Regions from separate parts of the Homo sapiens genome. Here region 2 is linked to region 1. A link is a loop called in an ENCODE intact Hi-C map of the cell type or tissue named here. Cell type or tissue: B cell. All regions are shown on one strand. Each heading gives the region's core, and the rest is flanking DNA. Links, peaks and the distances in the headings are about the cores only.

Region 1 (5,363 bases), core at 90-5,089:
CCTCTCAGCAGCTCCTCCTCTGATGCCTCCCCACGGTCCAGTCGTTACCCCCTCGTCCACCTGACTGGGCTGCGCATGGCCTCAGTGCAGAGCCAGGTTTTAGTAGTGGGTAAAAGGGCTCCCTTGCTGTGCTTTACCAGAGAATGCAACACCCCCAAAGCTCCTTCATGACCCACTGTGACCTGCAGCACCACCAAGCCCATCCTCATCCCTGTGTCCCAGGCCACCAGCCTCTGAGGGCAGGCACTGCAGGAGCCACCGGGCCACAGAGGATGGAGGCAGGGAGGACATTCTGCCTTCATGAGGGCATGCTCTCAAAGACAGAGCCGCCCCAAACTGTCAGCAGGTGACCCTCCGCTCTGGGAAGGCAAGGGGAGGAGCTCAGGGCCGTGGCCAGAGCCCACGAGAAGCCCGTGCCCAGCTCAGCAGGTGACCCTCCGCTCTGGGAAGGTAAGGGGAGGAGCTCAGGGCCGTGGCCAGAGCCCACGAGAAGCCCATGCCCAGCACTGCAGGGCTCTGGCCACTGCCTAATGCCCTCCATGAAGCCCTGCCTGCCCTTCCAGCAAACCAGGGCCCCTGAGGCTCCAGAAACCCCAGCTCCACTGCCCTCAGCCTCCATGGCCTTAGCAGCCTGGCTCTGGGGCTGAGCTCCTGGAAGGGCAGGGTGGGGGTAGGCTCCTGAGTTTTATTTTCTCACATTTCTTCCAGACATGCTTCTGCTGATCCTCAAAATGGCAAAAGCCAGGATGCTCAATTCTCAAAGCTCAACAGCTGATGGCACATTTGATAACAAAAATCAGTAATATTTAGAAACAAATTTGATTAAATTCGTAAGTGCCTGAATAAATCATACTTGTAGATTTAATATAAAATGTGTGAAAGCTTATTCGCAGGCCAAATGACATTACTGCAGAGCATTAAAAACCAGCAGGGGGAGGGCTGTCGGCCCAGCTGGTGCTGCGTCACGCCCACCCATGTCATGTGGGGTCACCAGGCTGCCCCTGCCCACCAGGTGTCAGTGGGGCCCTGGGCATGGGCTCTAGGTTTGGGGCCTTTTAGCACCTCTGACCACTGGACTCCAATGCCACCTCAGAGAATTCCGCCTATGCCTGCCTGGACCACCGAGGCTGCCCCCTCCCCTAGCGCCGACTCTGGGGCCCCTTCAGCAGGGGGGCGGCCCCTCTGTTCCACTTAATCTTCCATGCCTGGGCACAGCAGGTGTGACAGTAATGCAGAGACTCTAACTCACTTTACATGTCATCAAACCCAAATCCAACGGGTACCCAAACCAGACTGATGGGCCTGCCAGCCTCCACCCACAGGAACACACTGGTGACTTACTGCAGCAGACTCGGGAGGTAGCTCCTCCTCCTAGCTGCCTTTGTCCCCAACTCCTTGGACATCCCTTAGCCCAGGGTGAAGGGTCAAGGGCACACTTGACACCCTCGGACAGGGCCAGAGGGAGTGGGTCTCGGCAGGAAGTCACCAAGAGCTGGCTTCCCACACAGGGAAGAGGGCAGTGATGGCAGACCACATCCCCACTATCTATCCATCCATTCACCCACCCACCCACTCCGGGTCACCAAGCTGCACCCTGTCCTTTGCTCTGACATCTAAAGTCTCCAAGTCATGCTGGTTCTCTCCTCCCAAAGATCGGCTTGGATCTGTTCCCTTCTCCCTTCCTTGCTGCCACGAAGCTGTTCAGACAAAGTCTGAAGCTCAGCGCACCGTCAATCCCTCCACAAATAACCACAGGGCAACGACTGCCTGACAGGCACAGCAGAGAACAAAACCCGCCCTCGGCCGGGGGCGGTGGCTCACGCCTGTAATCCCAGCACTTTGGGACGCCCAGGAGCGAGCACTTTGGGAGGCCAAGGCGAACCTAGGAGCGGATCACGAGGTCAGGAGTTCTCGACCAGTCTGGCCAACATAGTGAAACCCTGTCTCTACCAGAAAAATACAAAAAAAATTAGCCGGGTGTGGTAGTGTGCGCCTGTAATCCCAGCTACTCGGGAGGCTGAGGCAGGAGAATCGCTTGAACCCGGGAGGCGGAGGTTGCAGTGAGCCGAGATCGCGCCGCTGCACTCCAGCCTGGGCAACAGTGCGAGACTCTGTCAAAAAAAAAAAAAAATCCGCCCCGTCAGTGTGGGGAGTTGACGCGGAGCCTCCTGCCTGCACCCCTACAGCGTCACCCCCTCCTCTGTCCCTGCCAGAGGCGCCACCTCTGGACTCTCCCAGGGTCGGACCCTGGTCGACAGTGCTCCCTGCCCGGACCCTGCACCGGCCGATGGATGAAGCCTCGGCGCTGCGCCGTTCACACGCTCCGTGCCGCTGCCGCGAAGCTCGCGCGGGCCTGCGAGCCGGTACCCGGGCCTCCCTTCCCTGCTTCCAGCGAACCTCGGCGCCTGCTGTTCCCCCGCCGGGCGCGCCCTTCCATTCGGGTCTCAGCGGCAGTGTCACCTCCCCGGAGAGGCCCGCCGTTGCACCCCATCTCCCACTCTCAAGCTCGTCGCTCTTCCTGCCCGCACAGCCCGCCTGCCGCGCCCACCCGGTGGAGGTCCGCCTGCCGGGAGGCCGCGTCCACGGGAACACCCCAAACGCCACCAGTGGATTTTGACCGCACGAACGCACGCCCTGCCCCAGCCCGTCTCTCCGAGCTACTTCCGCCCTGCGGGCCCCCACGCCCCGCCACGCACGGCCGCAGAGCCTGCGAACCCCTCCTGTGCTACCACCCCGCCGGCCTCAGCACAGCCCGGCCCGGAGCCCCGCCTCCACCGCCGGCGACAGGGGCCGGAGTCTGCCCGGGCGGGCCCAGTGCGCCCGCGCAAGGAAAGGGGCGGGGCACGGGCGCGTTAACACCCTCCGCGCCGGAGGACGAGCCTCGGTCATCGCGCTGCCCTCCCAGGTTCAACAGGCTACCCATGTGCCCGCTCCAGTAAGCGTGCAACCAGCCCGGTCAGTCCCAGGGACTTTACCGGCTAGGAGACACCTTGAACGTCCCCAGCGCGACTCCCACAAACTGCCTTGACTCTTTAACGCTTCCTCGCTGGCGCCCATTGGGCCAGGCGTTTACGTCATCGCTGCGCGCCGGGCGGCGGCGACTTCCCGCTCCTTGACTCTGACGTCAGAGCGGCGCCGGCCTCGGCGGCTGAGGAAAGCAGGAGGAGGTGGCGGCGGCGGGAAGATGTAAGTTGGGGCGGAATCCGACTGCATCCGTGTTTCGGGGGCTGCCCGGCAGGCCCGGCAGGACGCCTCGTGAAGCCGGTCCACTCCTCAGCCCCGCAGTGCGGCGGTGGCCTGGCAGCGCGGTGCGGGCTCCGAGAAGAAAGAGTGTGGCCCGGGGCGGGCGGAGTGGGAGGTGTCGAGGCCGTGGCCCGGAAGTGGTCGGGGCCGCTGCGGACGGAAGGGCGCCTGTGCTTCGTCCGCTCGGCGGTGGCCCAGCCAGGCCCGCGGGACTCAGACCAGCGGGGAGCGCGGCCTCCGCCCTTGGGGCCCTCCCGCCGGGCCGGAGACCCAAGCCCCCAACGCCAGGCCCTGCCCTGGAAGCGCTCGCGGCCCGGCGCCTGGACGGGGGAGTTGTGAGTGAACGCGGACGGGTAGCGGCGAGGTCGGCGTGTCGGGCCGGTGTCGGCGGGCGCGGAGTTTCTTTGTGGGATGCGGTGGAAGGTCGGCCGATCCCCCCTTCGGAGTCATTAATTCAAACGTGTACTCCGCGAACGTTTCCCGGACTCCCGTGTGCAATTATCGGCGCTAGGCCGTGGGGATACGGCCCACTATGGACCGAGCACGGTGGCCGAGCTCAGTTTGATGGGTTACCCCAGAGGGGCGGATACGGGAAGGTTAAGTTTGTTGGAGGAGAAACGTGGAGTAGGCTTTTTGTCTTGATTCCGCATGAACTGTGCCTGAAATGTACTTTTAAATGGGGAAGGTGCTCTGAAGATTTGTGCCGAAACGCCCTCTCCTCGAGATTTAACTAATTGTTCTCTCCTCTCTCTGGCTGTTGGACGCGCACCTTTCCGGAGGATGGGGGAGGTAACCGAGGTCCTGAGCCGGTACCTGAACTTGGGTGAACAGAGAACCTCAACTTTTGCTTTCTAGCACTCGACCGCACCCAGCAAGGCGTCCGCTTACTCAGTGGTTCTTAGTGTTTGGAGTGCTTAAGAATAACTGGTGGTGTTTGATTTCACCAAGTACATTCGGGCAGATCTTAGTTCTTGGGGGGGTGGGGCTGGAATCTGCGGGTGTGACCTCCACTCTAGGTCTGTGCTGTCCAGCCAAGTAGCCATTGGCCACATGTGGCTGCTAAGCATGTGAAATACAGCTAATCAAGACTGAAATATTAAAACACACACCAGTTTTAGAAGACTAGGAAAAAAGCAAACTTTTATTAGATGTTTATGTTGATTATATGTTGGAAAGATAATATTTTGGATGTGTCAAACGTTAAAAATTAATTTCACCCATTTTTGTGACGTGGCTACTAAGGAATTTCAGGTGATGCTTGTGGCTCCTCACACGGTTTCTATTGGACAGTGCTGCTGCAGGTGATTCGAAGGCGGGTGGGTGCAGGAACCCAGCTGAGAGTTCAGAAATTAGTGTAACTTTGGAGACAAGTGTCTGTGGGGGAAGGAGCCTCCGGACGTGGAGATACAACTCTTGCTCCTAACATTTATCGAGTCTTTAATTAATGCCCTGGGTAACTATAAGGTTGGAACTGTAATTGTCACCATATTGATGATGAGAAACTTGAGAAAGGATAAGTGACTTGTCTAAAATCACACAGTAAAACCTCAAATCAAACCCAGGCCCTCTGGCTCCAGACTCTAAATTATACTCTGAATGATACTCACTGATTGTCCGAGGACACAAAGAGTGTCGAGGCACTATCTGCTGGGTGTCTGCAGAACCTTACTGTTCTAAAGCAAAACATTTTACCCCTGGACAAGAGCAGCAAAGGTGGCGTTCGGCCCTCCTTGGCTCTCATTTGACTGTTCAAAGCCAGGTGCTTTTCTTTCTTGGGTCAGAACGTATTTTCAGCAGCATTTTGAAGCACCCCTGGCGTGCACTGCACAGGGAAACCAGGACCACATTGGTGTGCTGTGTCCTCCTTACCAACTGGCTCTTGGAGAAGGTGAGACAGAAGTAGCTGAGACTCCATTCCTGAGATCTTCACTTAACAACTCCTGCAGCTTGTGCAGAGCCTTACTAGAAATACTGAAGGCAGAAGTCCCTGGAAAATAGGGCCCATAACTAATTAGTAATTTGTTTTTGAGTAATTTGTTACCGTTATTTGAGCACATTCTGCAGTCCAGGCATTTTGCTAAACTCTTACATGGCAGGCAGTCTCTCACGCAATTTCAATG
Region 2 (5,363 bases), core at 364-5,363, 53 kb after region 1:
CTCAGGCCCTGCTTTGCCCAGAGCCCAGGCCACTGGCAAGCATGGGAGTGGATAGACCCTTGGAAGGCAGAGAGGCCAGGCACAGGCAGCAAGACTAGACCCTCCCTTTCTCCAAACGGCCTCCTTTCCCATGCAGGCCTCAGCCTGGCTCAACAGAATAATGCCTGTGGACATTCCACAGCCAGACCCAAACAGGAACTACAAAATCCTTTTTTTTTTTTTTTTTGAGATCGAGTCTCACTCTGTCACCCAGGCTGGAGTGCAGTGGTGCAACCTTGGCTCACTGCAACCTCCGCCTCCTGGGTTCAAGCAATTCTGCCTCAGCCTCCCAAGCGTGTGCTACCACGCCCGGCTAATTTTGTATTTTTAGTAGAGATGGGGTTTCTCCATGTTAGTAAGGCTGGTCTCTAACTCCTGACCTCAGGTTATCTGCCCTCCTCGGCCTCCCAAAGTGCTGGGATTACAGGCGTGAGCCACCGCGCCTAGCGGGCTACTTATATTTTCTATTGCAATGTAAATTGATGCAACTCTGTTAAGGTGAAATAGTGTCTGTTCTCGTGCCACTGAAAGCCATCCCCAGGTCGGCTTGCAGTACAAGATCCTTACTTGGGGAGACACTGGGGCCATCCCCTCACAGATAGAGACTGAATGCCTCCTGTGTGGGGGGCACCCAAAGGGGTCCTCTAGCCCCAGATGCAGGGCCACATCACCCTGTTCCCAAAGTCAGTCCTCTCCTATAAAGCGCACTTTCCTCCCAGCCTCCGCCAGGACCTTCCCCACAAGTGACCATGCCTCCCCTCCTACCTGCACACATACAGGCATATTCTGAGGACGTTAAGCCGACCAGATGGGGCAGAGCTCAGCTTTGGGGTTGACTGAGTTTAATCCCAACTCAACCTTGTCCAGCCGGCGACTCTCGGTGGCTCAGTTTGGCCATCTATAAATGGAGATGTGAATAATCCCTGCCTCTCAGGCCTGTCCTGTGACTCTGAGGAGGTAATGCAGGGAAGGAGCGGTGCAGCGGCCTAGGTGCTCACAGAGTGCCCAGGAAGCCAAGGCAGCCGGGCAAGTGTGGGAGAAGATGGCCCATGGCTGGGTATCATCAACAGTTCCCATTCCAGCCGTTGTCTCAAATCAACTACCTGTTGCTCTGTGGTAAAAGCAGAGTGTGATTCTTGTCAAATCCAGTTCTGCTCAAAGTCAAAGTCATCTTTTTTTTTTTTTTTTTTTTTTTTGATAGGAGTCTTGCTCTGTTGCCCAGGCTGGAGTGCAGTGGTGCAATCTCGGCTCACTGCAGCCTCCGCCTCCCAGGTTCAAGCGATTCTCCTGCCTCATCCTCTCAAGTAGCTAAGATTACAGGCATGTGCCACCACATACGGCTAATTTTTGTACTTTTGGCAGAGATGGGGTTTCACCATATTGGCCAGGCTGGTCTCCAACTTCTGACCTCAGGTGATCTGCCCGCCTCGGCCTCCCAAAGGGCTGGGATCATAGGTGTGAGCCACAGCACCCAGCCAGGATGAATTTCACAAACATTATGTTAAACCGTAGAAGCAAGAGCCAGAAGCACATACCGTATAATCCCAAGTATAAAGCAGTCCGGAGGCTTGGTTGTGACTCTATGGTGATAGGAGTCAGAAAAGTAGTCAGCAATGTGCTATCTGCTATTGACTGGATAGGAACAAGAGGGAACTTCCTGGGGTGTTGGAAATACTTTATACTTTGGTCTGGGTTATGTTTACACAAGCATATACATATGTAAAAAAATCTGCTGGGTGCGGCAGCTCACGCCTGTAATCCTAGCCCTTTGGGAGGCCAAGACAGGAGGATCACTGGAGGCCAGGAGTTGGAGACCAGCCTGGCCAACATAGTGGGACTCCGTCTCTACAAAAAATTTAAATTAAAAAAAAAATTAGGCGTAGTGGCACACACCTCTGGTCCCAAATACTTTGGAGGCTTAGGTAGGAGCATCACATGAGCCTAGGAGGTCAAGGATACAGTGAGCTGTGATAAGGCTACAGTGAGCTGTGATCTAGCCACTCCACTCCAGCCTGGGGGACAGAGCAAGACCCTGTCGCAAAATATATATATACATGTAAAAATGTAAAACTTCCGGCCGGGCGCCATGGCTCACGCCTGTAATCCCAGCACTTTGGGAGACCAAGGTGGGCGGATCACGAGATCAAGAGATCAAGACCATCCTGGCTAACACGGTGAAACCCCGTCTCTACTAAAAAATACAAAAAAATTAGCCAGGCGTGGTGGCCGGCGCCTGTAGTCCCAGCTACTCAGGAGGCTGAGGCAGAAGAATGGCGTGAACCCGGGAGGCGGAGCTTGCAGTGAGCCGAGATCGCGCCACTGCACTCCAGCCTGGGCAACAGAGCAAGAGACTCCGTCTCAAAAAATAATAATTAAAAAAATAAAAGGCCGGGCGCGGTGGCTCACGCCTGTAATCCAAGCACTTTGGGAGGCCGAGGCGGGCGGATCACGAGGTCAGGAGATCGAGACCATCCTGGCTAACACGGAGAAACCCCGTCTCTACTAAAAATACAAAAAATTAGCCGGGCGTGGTGCCATGCGCCTGTAGTCCCAGCTACTCGGGAGGCTGAGGCAGGAGAATGGCGTGAACCCGGGAGGCGGAGCTTGCAGTGAGCCGAGATGGCGCCACCGCACTCCAGCCTGGGCGACAGAGCGAGACTCCGTCTCAAAAAGTAAATAAATAAGTAAATAAAATAATAATAAATGTAAAACTTCCATCGAGCTGCACGGTTTTCATGCCCTTTACTGTAATGTTTTGCCTCAATTAAATACCTAATAATTGATGACGATGACGGCGAGCAATCACTGAGTACCAGGTTCTAGACAGTGTCCTTAGACCCTAATCCCCCAGCCTGGTAATGGCTGGTTCGTGTTACCTCCAAGGAACCGGGAACGCGTTTTTGCAAAGGACTGAGGCGCGTACTCACGCCTGCCGGGGAAGGAGCCCCGGGCTGGCTCGCGGGACTGGCCGGTAAGCGACCCACGTGGTGGCCCCGTGTCCCGAGCGCGTCCACGGCACAGAGGCACGGGCACGGCCGACGAAGGTGCCCCGGCCCCCTCCCGCGGCGCTCCTGCGAGAGCCCCGCCCATGCCCGCGGGAGAGACCGGCCAATGGACAGCCGGCCTGGCCCGGGTCACTCCGTGAAGGGCCTCGTCACCTAGGCTGACCACTCGCTTCCAATGGGTGAGCGGCCCGCGGCAGCCCGGGAACAGCGGCCTTGCGCCTGCGCTGCTCTCCCCTCTGGCGCATTTCCGCAGCGAGCGCTTCACTCCGAATGCCGGTTGGAGCCCTGCCAGCCAATCACCGGGGCGTCCCAAGGCCGGTAGCCAATGATCGCCCCTCTCCCCGCGCCGGGCCTCACCGATTGGCGCTGAGCTCCCGCAGCCCGCGGGAGGCGGGGGCGGATTGGCGAAGGTGCAGGCCAATGGGCGGCGGGCGCGAGGCGCTGGGCCAATGAGCGCCCCGGGGGCGGGGAGGGCGCCGCGGCGGGCGGCTGCGAGGAGCGGCCGGCGGGCGGCGGCGGCCGGCGGGCGGCGATGGCGGCGGCGGAGGCCGGTGGCGACGACGCCCGCTGCGTGCGGCTGAGCGCCGAGCGGGCACAGGCGCTGCTGGCCGACGTGGACACGCTGCTGTTCGACTGCGACGGCGTGCTGTGGCGCGGGGAGACCGCCGTGCCTGGCGCGCCCGAGGCCCTGCGGGCGCTGCGAGCCCGCGGCAAGCGCCTGGGCTTCATCACCAACAACAGCAGCAAGACCCGCGCTGCCTACGCCGAGAAGCTGCGGCGCCTGGGCTTCGGCGGCCCCGCGGGGCCCGGCGCCAGCCTGGAGGTCTTCGGCACGGCCTACTGCACCGCGCTCTACCTGCGCCAGCGCCTGGCCGGCGCCCCCGCGCCCAAGGCCTACGTGCTGGGCAGCCCAGCCCTGGCCGCGGAGCTGGAGGCCGTGGGCGTCGCCAGCGTGGGCGTGGGGCCCGAGCCACTGCAGGGCGAGGGTCCCGGCGACTGGCTGCACGCGCCGCTGGAGCCCGACGTGCGCGCGGTGGTGGTGGGCTTTGACCCGCACTTCAGCTACATGAAGCTCACCAAGGCCCTGCGCTACCTGCAGCAGCCCGGCTGCCTGCTCGTGGGCACCAACATGGACAACCGGCTTCCGCTTGAGAACGGCCGCTTCATCGCGGGTCCGTGCGCCCTGGGGCGGGAGGCTGGGGGGCGGGCGGCGGGCCCCCTCCCTGCCCTTTGACCCGGTCCCCTGTGCCCCGCAGGTACCGGGTGTCTGGTCCGAGCCGTGGAGATGGCCGCCCAGCGCCAGGCCGACATCATCGGGAAGCCCAGCCGCTTCATTTTCGACTGCGTGTCCCAGGAATACGGCATCAACCCCGAGCGCACCGTCATGGTGGGAGACCGCCTGGACACAGACATCCTCCTAGGCGCCACCTGTGGCCTGAAGACCATCCTGACCCTCACCGGAGTCTCCACTCTAGGGGATGTGAAGAATAATCAGGAAAGTGACTGCGTGTCTAAGAAGAAAATGGTCCCTGACTTCTATGTTGACAGCATAGCCGACCTTTTGCCTGCCCTTCAAGGTTAAAGATTGAGTGTCTTTAATCTGCAGAATAAAAAAAAAGAAATTGAAAACCAGTTACCCAAATTAATAGGTGGGGCTTAAGCATCTGCTCGGCTAAGTGGCTTCAAAGAGTGTAATTGGAGTTAAGCAAAGGCATTCATTGTTAACCTTGTAAGTACACGTTTGGGGGACGATTTTGTTTACAGATGCTTGTAATCGAAGATGCACTTTTAGGCTTGGAAGGCGTTGTGGGCTGGGTTCTGGGCCTTGGGTGGGGTTGGCAGGGGCAGGCTCTGCACCTGTCCGGGATTCAGGTAACCAGGGCCTGCCGATGGGACTGAGGCGGGTCTAGGGGTGTGTGTCCTGTATTTTATTGAAAAACTCATTCAGGGATCCAGCCCCTCAGGGGGCAGAGGGACTGATTATTCTGACTGTTGGGAGAGGCTTGCATGGACCAGAGCCCCATCAGTATGACTGAAAGTCCAGCGGAGCCTTCTGTGTCCCTGTGCCTCCCAGCAGGGTGGGAGTGGAGGAGGCGGCTGCTCCCAGGTGGCATCTCCCTGCCCTTGGGTGCAAAGTGCTGCCCTCACCACTCTCCCACCTCCCTTACTTCCTTGAAAACCACTCTGATGTCACAACTGAGTGTCTGTTCCGTTTCAGATACCCAGGGCTGCTGCCCAGTTCTGTAAACGCAGCCCAGCTAAAGCTCTGCTGTCTCAAGTGTGCATTTATACCCAGGTGATTTGGACGGAGCAGCTACC

The links. Hi-C counts contacts between places; a loop is a spot of excess contacts. Peaks named below come from ENCODE experiments on the same cell type or tissue, not always from the same donor. Only the 100,000 strongest peaks of a DNase experiment are listed, where the experiment ranks them.
Region 2: it touches region 1 in a loop (10-fold over the local background); 35 of 110 quality-filtered maps call a loop at or near these places.

Annotation. Positions count from the first base shown.
Region 1 is chr16:2,265,878-2,271,240 of GRCh38, reverse strand. It overlaps RNPS1 (RNA binding protein with serine rich domain 1), which reads left to right and starts at 3,115. Exons shown (of 8, transcript NM_080594.4): 1 at 3,115-3,186. It overlaps MIR3677HG (MIR3677 and MIR940 host gene), which reads right to left and starts at 2,578. Exons shown (of 3, transcript NR_132988.1): 1 at 2,398-2,578. MIR3677 (microRNA 3677) reads right to left here and starts at 528; the gene lies at 469-528. RefSeq lists a silencer at 2,468-2,917 and an enhancer at 3,048-3,307. In B cell, for the core only: no CTCF peak of the experiment used is centred there; a DNase peak (open chromatin) is centred at 3,070; H3K4me3 peaks cover 2,466 bases; H3K27ac peaks cover 2,482 bases.
Region 2 is chr16:2,212,991-2,218,353 of GRCh38, reverse strand. It overlaps PGP (phosphoglycolate phosphatase), which reads left to right and starts at 3,514. Exons shown (of 2, transcript NM_001042371.3): 1 at 3,514-4,216; 2 at 4,301-5,363. The coding sequence starts at 3,577. The coding sequence ends at 4,626. RefSeq lists enhancers at 3,112-3,406, 4,428-4,557, 4,979-5,363 and silencers at 2,938-3,597, 3,938-3,987. In B cell, for the core only: no CTCF peak of the experiment used is centred there; a DNase peak (open chromatin) is centred at 3,383; H3K4me3 peaks cover 1,473 bases; H3K27ac peaks cover 614 bases.